2 separate regions of the Homo sapiens genome follow, and region 1 is linked to region 2. A link is a contact called in ENCODE Hi-C data. All regions are on one chromosome and are shown on one strand. Each heading gives the region's core, a stretch centred on a gene start or an enhancer-like site at or near the end of the contact. The rest is flanking DNA. Distances are from core to core; before and after follow the strand shown. Region 1 holds the start of PLAAT3 (phospholipase A and acyltransferase 3). Region 2 holds the start of CHRM1-AS1 (CHRM1 antisense RNA 1).

Region 1 (3,721 bases), core at 818-3,317, 710 kb before region 2:
CTTGAGTCCAGGAGTTTGAGACCTTGTCTCTATTTAAATAAAAATAAAAATTAAAAAGATGCAACTAAATTATGTGGGGAGGCTTACCAGATAACAGTTATTTTCCTGGAGAACATTACGTTCAGTGAAATAAGCCAGGCACAGAAAGACACATACTTTGTGATCTCACTTATATATGGAATCTAAAAAAATGGAACCCACGAGTAGGGAGTAGAATGGCAGTTACGGCGGTTGGGGGGAACAGGGGGGTGTCAGGGAGATGTTGGTCAAAGGGTACAAAATTTCTGTTAGGAGGAATAGAGGAATAAGTTCACCAGATCTATTGCACAACATGGTGATTATAGTAAATAACAATGTACTATGTTCTTGAAAATTACGGAGAGGTTTTGTGTTCTCACCACAAAAGAAGTATGTGAGGTAATGCATATGTTAATTAGCTCGATTTAGTTATTCCACAATGTATACATATTTCAAAACAACATGTTGTACATGACAAATACGTGGCAATTTTTGTCAATTAAAAAGTAAAAAATGGGCCGAGTGGTGGCTCACGCCTGTAATCCCAGCCCTTTCGGAGGCTGAGGCAGGTGGGTCATTTGGGGCCAGGAGTTCGTGACCAGCATGGTCAACATGCTGAAACCCTGTCTCTACTAAAAATACAAAAATTAGCTGGGCGCGGTGGTGCACGTCTGTAATCCCAACTACTCCGGAGGCTGAGGCAGGAGAATCGCTTGCCCGGAAGGCAGAGGTTGCAGTGAGCTGAGATAGAGCCACTGCACTCCAGCCTGGGTGACAGAGTGAGACTGTCTCAAAAAAAAAAAAACAAAAAACCCCAAAAAGTAAAAAATGAAAAAAGTTATTTCAACAAGGTCTGTACAGAATTCTTTCCGTCTCAACATCTCCTCTTTGAGGATAAGGATGTTGCTTTTTCTTCTAGTATAAGGAAGGTGTCCTTCAACATGGAAATTTCATCTGCTTTTAAGACACAGAAAAGGGGTCTTCTTGCACCTGCTGAGTTTTAAATGCCTTTAATTCAAAACAGCCAATATGCCATGGTGGTGTGTATATACACACACACACACACACACACACATATACACACATATATACACATATATATACACACATATATATGCACACATATATATACACACATATATACACACATATATACACACATATATACACACATATATACACACATATATATACACATATATACACATATATACACACATATATATACACACACATATATACACATATATACACATATATACACATATATATACACACATATATACACACATATATATACACACATATACACACATATATACACATATATACACACATATACACATATACATATATACACACATATATACACACATATATACACATATATACACATATATACACACATATATACACACATATATATACACATATATATACATATATATACACACATATATATATTTTGAGACTGAGTTTCGCTTTGTTGCACAGGCTAGAGTGCAGTGGCGCGATCTTGGCTCACTGCAACCCCCACCTCCCGGGCTCAAGTGATTCTCCTGCCTCAGCCTCCCGAGTAGCTGGGACTACAGGCGCATGCCTCCACGCCCGGCTAATTTTTTGCATTTTTAGTAGAGACGGGGTTTCATCGTGTTAGCCAGCATGGTCTCGATCTCTTGACCTCGTGATCTGCCCGCCTCGGCCTCCCAAAGTGCTGAGATTACAGGCGTGAGCCACCGCGCCCGGCCCTTGGTGGTATATTTTTAACTCCTTCAGTTTTTAAACTATAAGCCCATTCTTGAGTGAAGGCGAAAGTAAACCCATCATGGCCCTGCAGTGTGATGTGTGTGCAGAGGTCGAGTGTGTGCGACTCCTGGATGCTGGGCGCGCAGGGCATGGGTGAGGCGGGAAGAGGCGGTGCCGGGGGCGCGGGCGTCCTGCAGTCGCCGGGCTCGGGACCGGGGCCGGGCGCTCTGCGAGGCTCTCATTAGCCGGCGGCGCGGGGAGGGGCCGGGTGACCTCACGCCGGCCCGGCCACCGCGGCCATTAGACCCGGTCCAATTGCTGGGGCTGCAGCGCTGCCTCCGAGACCGCGAGGTGGGTGGATCGGGTCTTCCTGGAAGGGTGCGATAAGGCCGGGCGAGGTGCCTGGGATGCTTCTCCCCTTCCGCGAGGAAGAGATCTAATTGGGTAGGGCGGGTGTAGACTAGCCTGCCGAGCCGCCCGCTGGCACCTGCAGCCTCCTGGGCGCCCGCCGGGCCCCGGCGAGAAAGTTGTTAAAGGGAGCGAGGTGGTTGTTCCTGGGGTCCGAGGCGCGCCTCTCACGCCCTGCCCAACAGAAGCCGCAGTCCCGTGGGGTCTGGAGACGCAGTTTCCTGTTAATGACAATAAATCCCTGCTCCCCCTGCCTCAGACATCTACGCAGCGAAATCGAGCCTGGCCTTGAGGGTCCACACCGCGAGGGAAGATGCGTGCGCCCATTGTAAGTGCGGGGCGAGGCGGGGCTGGGCGGGGCTGGGAGCCCCCTGTTAGTGGGGACTCGTTGTCTCGGAGCCTGAATTACTGCTTCCGAGAGAGGAGCCTCGAGGATGTGGGGCCCGCACCTCTGTCAGCTGCGAGGCATCGGTGTCAGCTGCGGGTCGGCGCGCACCTGTTGGGAGTTGTCTCGGCGCGTCCTTCCGGGGGCCGGTGTGGGGGCGCCCTGCCTGAAACGCGCCCAGCGGAAGGCGGGACCCTCAGGAGGGAGGTGGCCAGGGCAGGTCTGTCCGCAGAAATCTGGCGCTGCCCTCCGGAGCCACACCCGGACAGCGGGACAGGCCTTGGGGGCTATGTCAGCTGACTCATCCCATGACCAGCCCTGCCAGCGGAGTCCCAGCGTTAACTGTGCTTGGCGACTGCCCCCCTTCCGCCTGGCCGGACCGCAGCAGAGGGATTCAGAGGATGGGATTTGGAGGTGGACCCTCCTAGTGTTGAGCATCTGGTTGTGAGACTCTCATCAAGTTCAAATCCACTGTTTCCCAGAGTGAAGGTTTTGTTTTATTTATTTATTTTTATTTTTATTTTTATTTTTTGAGACGGAGTCTCGCTCTGTCACCCAGGCTGGAGTGCAGTGGCATGATCTCGGCTCACTGCGACCTCCGCCTCTCGGGTTCAAGCGATTCTCCTGCCTCAGCCTACCGAGTAGCTGGGAGTACAGGCGCCCGCCACTACGCCTGGCTAATTTTTTGTATTTTTAGTGGAGACGGGGTTTCACCGTGTTAGCCAGGATGGTCTCGACTTCCTGACCTCGTGCTCCGCCCGCCTCGGTCTCGCAAAGTGCTGGGATTACAGGCGTGAGCCACCGAGCCCTGCCGCAGAGTGAAGATTATATCACTTAATACTCAGAAAGTGCCCAGAACAATGCCTAGCACACATTTTGAGTGCTCAACCATAATTCACTGTTGTTATTATCTCAGTCCATATAAAGAGTTTTGCCTGGTGTCAGGGTGTATCTGGCATGTTTGTTTGACACCTGGAGTGGTCACTTTTTAATATCATTCTCTATCTGATAACATTATTTTTAGCAATAATCATGCAATGAATAGTAATAATGTCCAGAAAGAAACACAGTGAGCATTTTCTTTTATTGAACCTCGTATATGTAATCATGACAGTAAAAACCTTATATATGTAATCATGAGAGTAAAAAAATTAAAAATGAAAA
Region 2 (3,617 bases), core at 706-3,205:
GGCAAATCCACTTATGGCTGGGAAAGTGCATGATAAATGACCATGAGTGGGCACCGGTAAGGGAGGGTGATGCTATCTGGTCTGAAGCTCTGCAAGGGCAAGAATTACATCCCTAGCATCTTCCAATAAGGTCTATCAGAAATGTCCAGTGGCCCAACCAAAGCCCATGTCCTCTCTTTTCAGGTGATGACTTTCCCCTGAGGAAGCCCTGTAGCGTGCCTGGAGGAAGGGGCTCTCCAACCCCAGCCCCACCTAGCCACCATGAACACTTCAGCCCCACCTGCTGTCAGCCCCAACATCACCGTCCTGGCACCAGGAAAGGGTCCCTGGCAAGTGGCCTTCATTGGGATCACCACGGGCCTCCTGTCGCTAGCCACAGTGACAGGCAACCTGCTGGTACTCATCTCTTTCAAGGTCAACACGGAGCTCAAGACAGTCAATAACTACTTCCTGCTGAGCCTGGCCTGTGCTGACCTCATCATCGGTACCTTCTCCATGAACCTCTATACCACGTACCTGCTCATGGGCCACTGGGCTCTGGGCACGCTGGCTTGTGACCTCTGGCTGGCCCTGGACTATGTGGCCAGCAATGCCTCCGTCATGAATCTGCTGCTCATCAGCTTTGACCGCTACTTCTCCGTGACTCGGCCCCTGAGCTACCGTGCCAAGCGCACACCCCGCCGGGCAGCTCTGATGATCGGCCTGGCCTGGCTGGTTTCCTTTGTGCTCTGGGCCCCAGCCATCCTCTTCTGGCAGTACCTGGTAGGGGAGCGGACAGTGCTAGCTGGGCAGTGCTACATCCAGTTCCTCTCCCAGCCCATCATCACCTTTGGCACAGCCATGGCTGCCTTCTACCTCCCTGTCACAGTCATGTGCACGCTCTACTGGCGCATCTACCGGGAGACAGAGAACCGAGCACGGGAGCTGGCAGCCCTTCAGGGCTCCGAGACGCCAGGCAAAGGGGGTGGCAGCAGCAGCAGCTCAGAGAGGTCTCAGCCAGGGGCTGAGGGCTCACCAGAGACTCCTCCAGGCCGCTGCTGTCGCTGCTGCCGGGCCCCCAGGCTGCTGCAGGCCTACAGCTGGAAGGAAGAAGAGGAAGAGGACGAAGGCTCCATGGAGTCCCTCACATCCTCAGAGGGAGAGGAGCCTGGCTCCGAAGTGGTGATCAAGATGCCAATGGTGGACCCCGAGGCACAGGCCCCCACCAAGCAGCCCCCACGGAGCTCCCCAAATACAGTCAAGAGGCCGACTAAGAAAGGGCGTGATCGAGCTGGCAAGGGCCAGAAGCCCCGTGGAAAGGAGCAGCTGGCCAAGCGGAAGACCTTCTCGCTGGTCAAGGAGAAGAAGGCGGCTCGGACCCTGAGTGCCATCCTCCTGGCCTTCATCCTCACCTGGACACCGTACAACATCATGGTGCTGGTGTCCACCTTCTGCAAGGACTGTGTTCCCGAGACCCTGTGGGAGCTGGGCTACTGGCTGTGCTACGTCAACAGCACCATCAACCCCATGTGCTACGCACTCTGCAACAAAGCCTTCCGGGACACCTTTCGCCTGCTGCTGCTTTGCCGCTGGGACAAGAGACGCTGGCGCAAGATCCCCAAGCGCCCTGGCTCCGTGCACCGCACTCCCTCCCGCCAATGCTGATAGTCCCCTCTCCTGCATCCCTCCACCCCAGTCCCCGGGAAAGGCCGGTGGGAAGAGGGCAGGGGCTGCATCCTCAGCCCCAGGGCCCTGCTCAGGCCTCACCTGGCTTCCCAGGACCCTGGGTCACCTTCCTGGGCAGCCCAGAGAGACCCTGCCAACTTTCCAGACTTCGCTATTCCCAGGCAGGGAGGGAAACCCGGGGAACTGGTTTTTCTGTTCCCTGCTGGGTGGGAATGCGCTCTTCACCAGGAAGAAGGCCCGGGAGGAGGATCCGGGCTTTGGACTCCTTGTTTGCCTTTAGGCAGGAAGTCAGGAGCCAGCAGGGCGGGCCAGGAGAAAGAAGGCTTAACATTAAGTATTCCTTGGCCCAGCAGCGGCCCAGATTGCGGTGTGAGATGGTGCCCCCTGGGGGGCACAGCCAGAAACTGAACTGGCCGCTGGGAGAAAAGCCAGATGACAGGGAGCTGGGGAATCCCCTCGCTTCATAGGCAGAGCCCGCCCACCTGGGCCCTAGGCATACTCTCCAGGATTGTCCACAAATGTCCTCAGAGGGTCCCTAGGTGGGTCAACTCCAAGGCAAATGTCCAAGCATCAGCAAGACAATGACACTGGAAGGGTCCGGCTTGGCTAGTCACATATCAAGTCCCGAGGCAGCAACAGGACCAGGAGCCAGGTGTCCTGACTGTCCTACAATATCATTTTCCTGGGAGTGGGAGTCAAGTGTGCCTGCTATCCAGCCGCAAATCCATACCCCCTGCCCCAGAGAAGCCTCAGTCCCTCCCTCCTGGCTCACAGCCACCACCTGGATGGATCTGCTCCATGCAGATCTAGCCAGGCCTCCCGCATGCTGCCTGCCTCCGGCCCTGCCCCACACAGGCCTGGCCCAGCCAGCAGGTTCTCTCCTGTGAGCTCCCCAATCCAACCCATGCATGGCCTCCCAGCCACCCGGATCTCCAGGCCCAGCCTGGCCCCAAATGTTCTTTCCTTTCATCCTCAGCAAGTGCTGAGTCTGTGAATAAAGCCACATAACCAGCGGGCACTAAGGGGCCTTCCTAACTGTGTTGGCTCAAGGCCTTGGTCTCAGGCCAGGGCTGAATGGGGCAGGGAGGGCCCAAGTACTTTGGAATGTGGGCCGTGGCCGTGAAAGTGGTTCTAGGAGGGCCAGCACTGCATGGTTGGATCTACTAAAGCCTGGGGACCCCAGCACCGTGGAGTCCCTGGCTCAGGTGAGTGGGGCTATAAAAGGCAGACCTGACCTCTGGAAGTGAGGCAGCTAGGTGAAATAAACCAACCCTGCCCACATCCCTGCATATTCTCTATTGGCTCTGCCATACCCGGGGAGAACAGAACTCTTCCAAACCCCCATTTACACATGAGGAGATAAGGCCCAGAGATCCAGGAGGATTGTTCAGGGTTACCCCACAGAGCAACACCCAGACTTCCAGGCAATTCATAACCTCCTGACCTCTGGACTGAGTAGATGACAGCCTAAAGTATTTAGGCCAAAACACTCCATCAGGATGACCCTCAGGTCAGGTTATAAGGCACTTCTTTGGTGAAGGGTCCCCAAAGCCCAACGCAAAGGAATTCTAGAGAGGTTAATCCCGTAGCCTGGAGTAGTGGTTTCCAAGACGATCATTGGGTTCAGTGATTTGCTAGAATGATGCATAGAACTCAGCAAAGTTATTATCCTCACAGTTTATTACAGTGAAAGAACATAGAGCATAAAACAGCAACAGCAAAAGGTGCACAGAGCAGAGACCAGGAGAGACCAGATACAAACTTCCAGCTGTCCTCTCCCAGTGGAGTCGTGCAGACAGTGCCCAATCTTCCAAGCAATGATGTATGACAAAAAAAAATGAAGTACTGCCAACCAAGAAAGCTCACCAGAGCTTTGGTGTCCAATGTTCTTACTGGAGGCTGATCGTGTAAGCATAGCTGACCACCCACATGGCTGACCTTACTTAGTCTCC

Evidence for each region. Hi-C counts contacts between places; a loop is a spot of excess contacts on that map. Pooled maps may share reads with other maps.
Region 1: a loop to region 2 is called in a map of endothelial cell of umbilical vein, with 2.6 times the contacts of the local background. The contact joins the promoter of PLAAT3 here to the promoter of CHRM1-AS1 in region 2. A Hi-C loop is called at or near these places in 2 of 168 maps with a recorded cell type or tissue (chondrocyte and endothelial cell of umbilical vein) and 2 of 50 pooled maps.

Annotation. Positions count from the first base shown.
Region 1 is chr11:63,612,779-63,616,499 of GRCh38, reverse strand. PLAAT3 (phospholipase A and acyltransferase 3) reads left to right here and starts at 2,067. Exons shown (of 5, transcript NM_001128203.2): 1 at 2,067-2,115; 2 at 2,432-2,500. The coding sequence starts at 2,486. LNCROPM (lncRNA regulator of PLAAT3 mediated phospholipid metabolism) reads right to left here and starts at 192. Exons shown (of 4, transcript NR_199012.1): 1 at 88-192. RefSeq lists silencers at 1,855-1,914, 1,935-2,014.
Region 2 is chr11:62,907,745-62,911,361 of GRCh38, reverse strand. CHRM1-AS1 (CHRM1 antisense RNA 1) reads right to left here and starts at 1,955. Exons shown (of 3, transcript NR_199052.1): 1 at 1,747-1,955; 2 at 517-759. It overlaps CHRM1 (cholinergic receptor muscarinic 1), which reads left to right. Exons shown (of 2, transcript NM_000738.3): 2 at 184-2,683. The coding sequence starts at 262. The coding sequence ends at 1,644.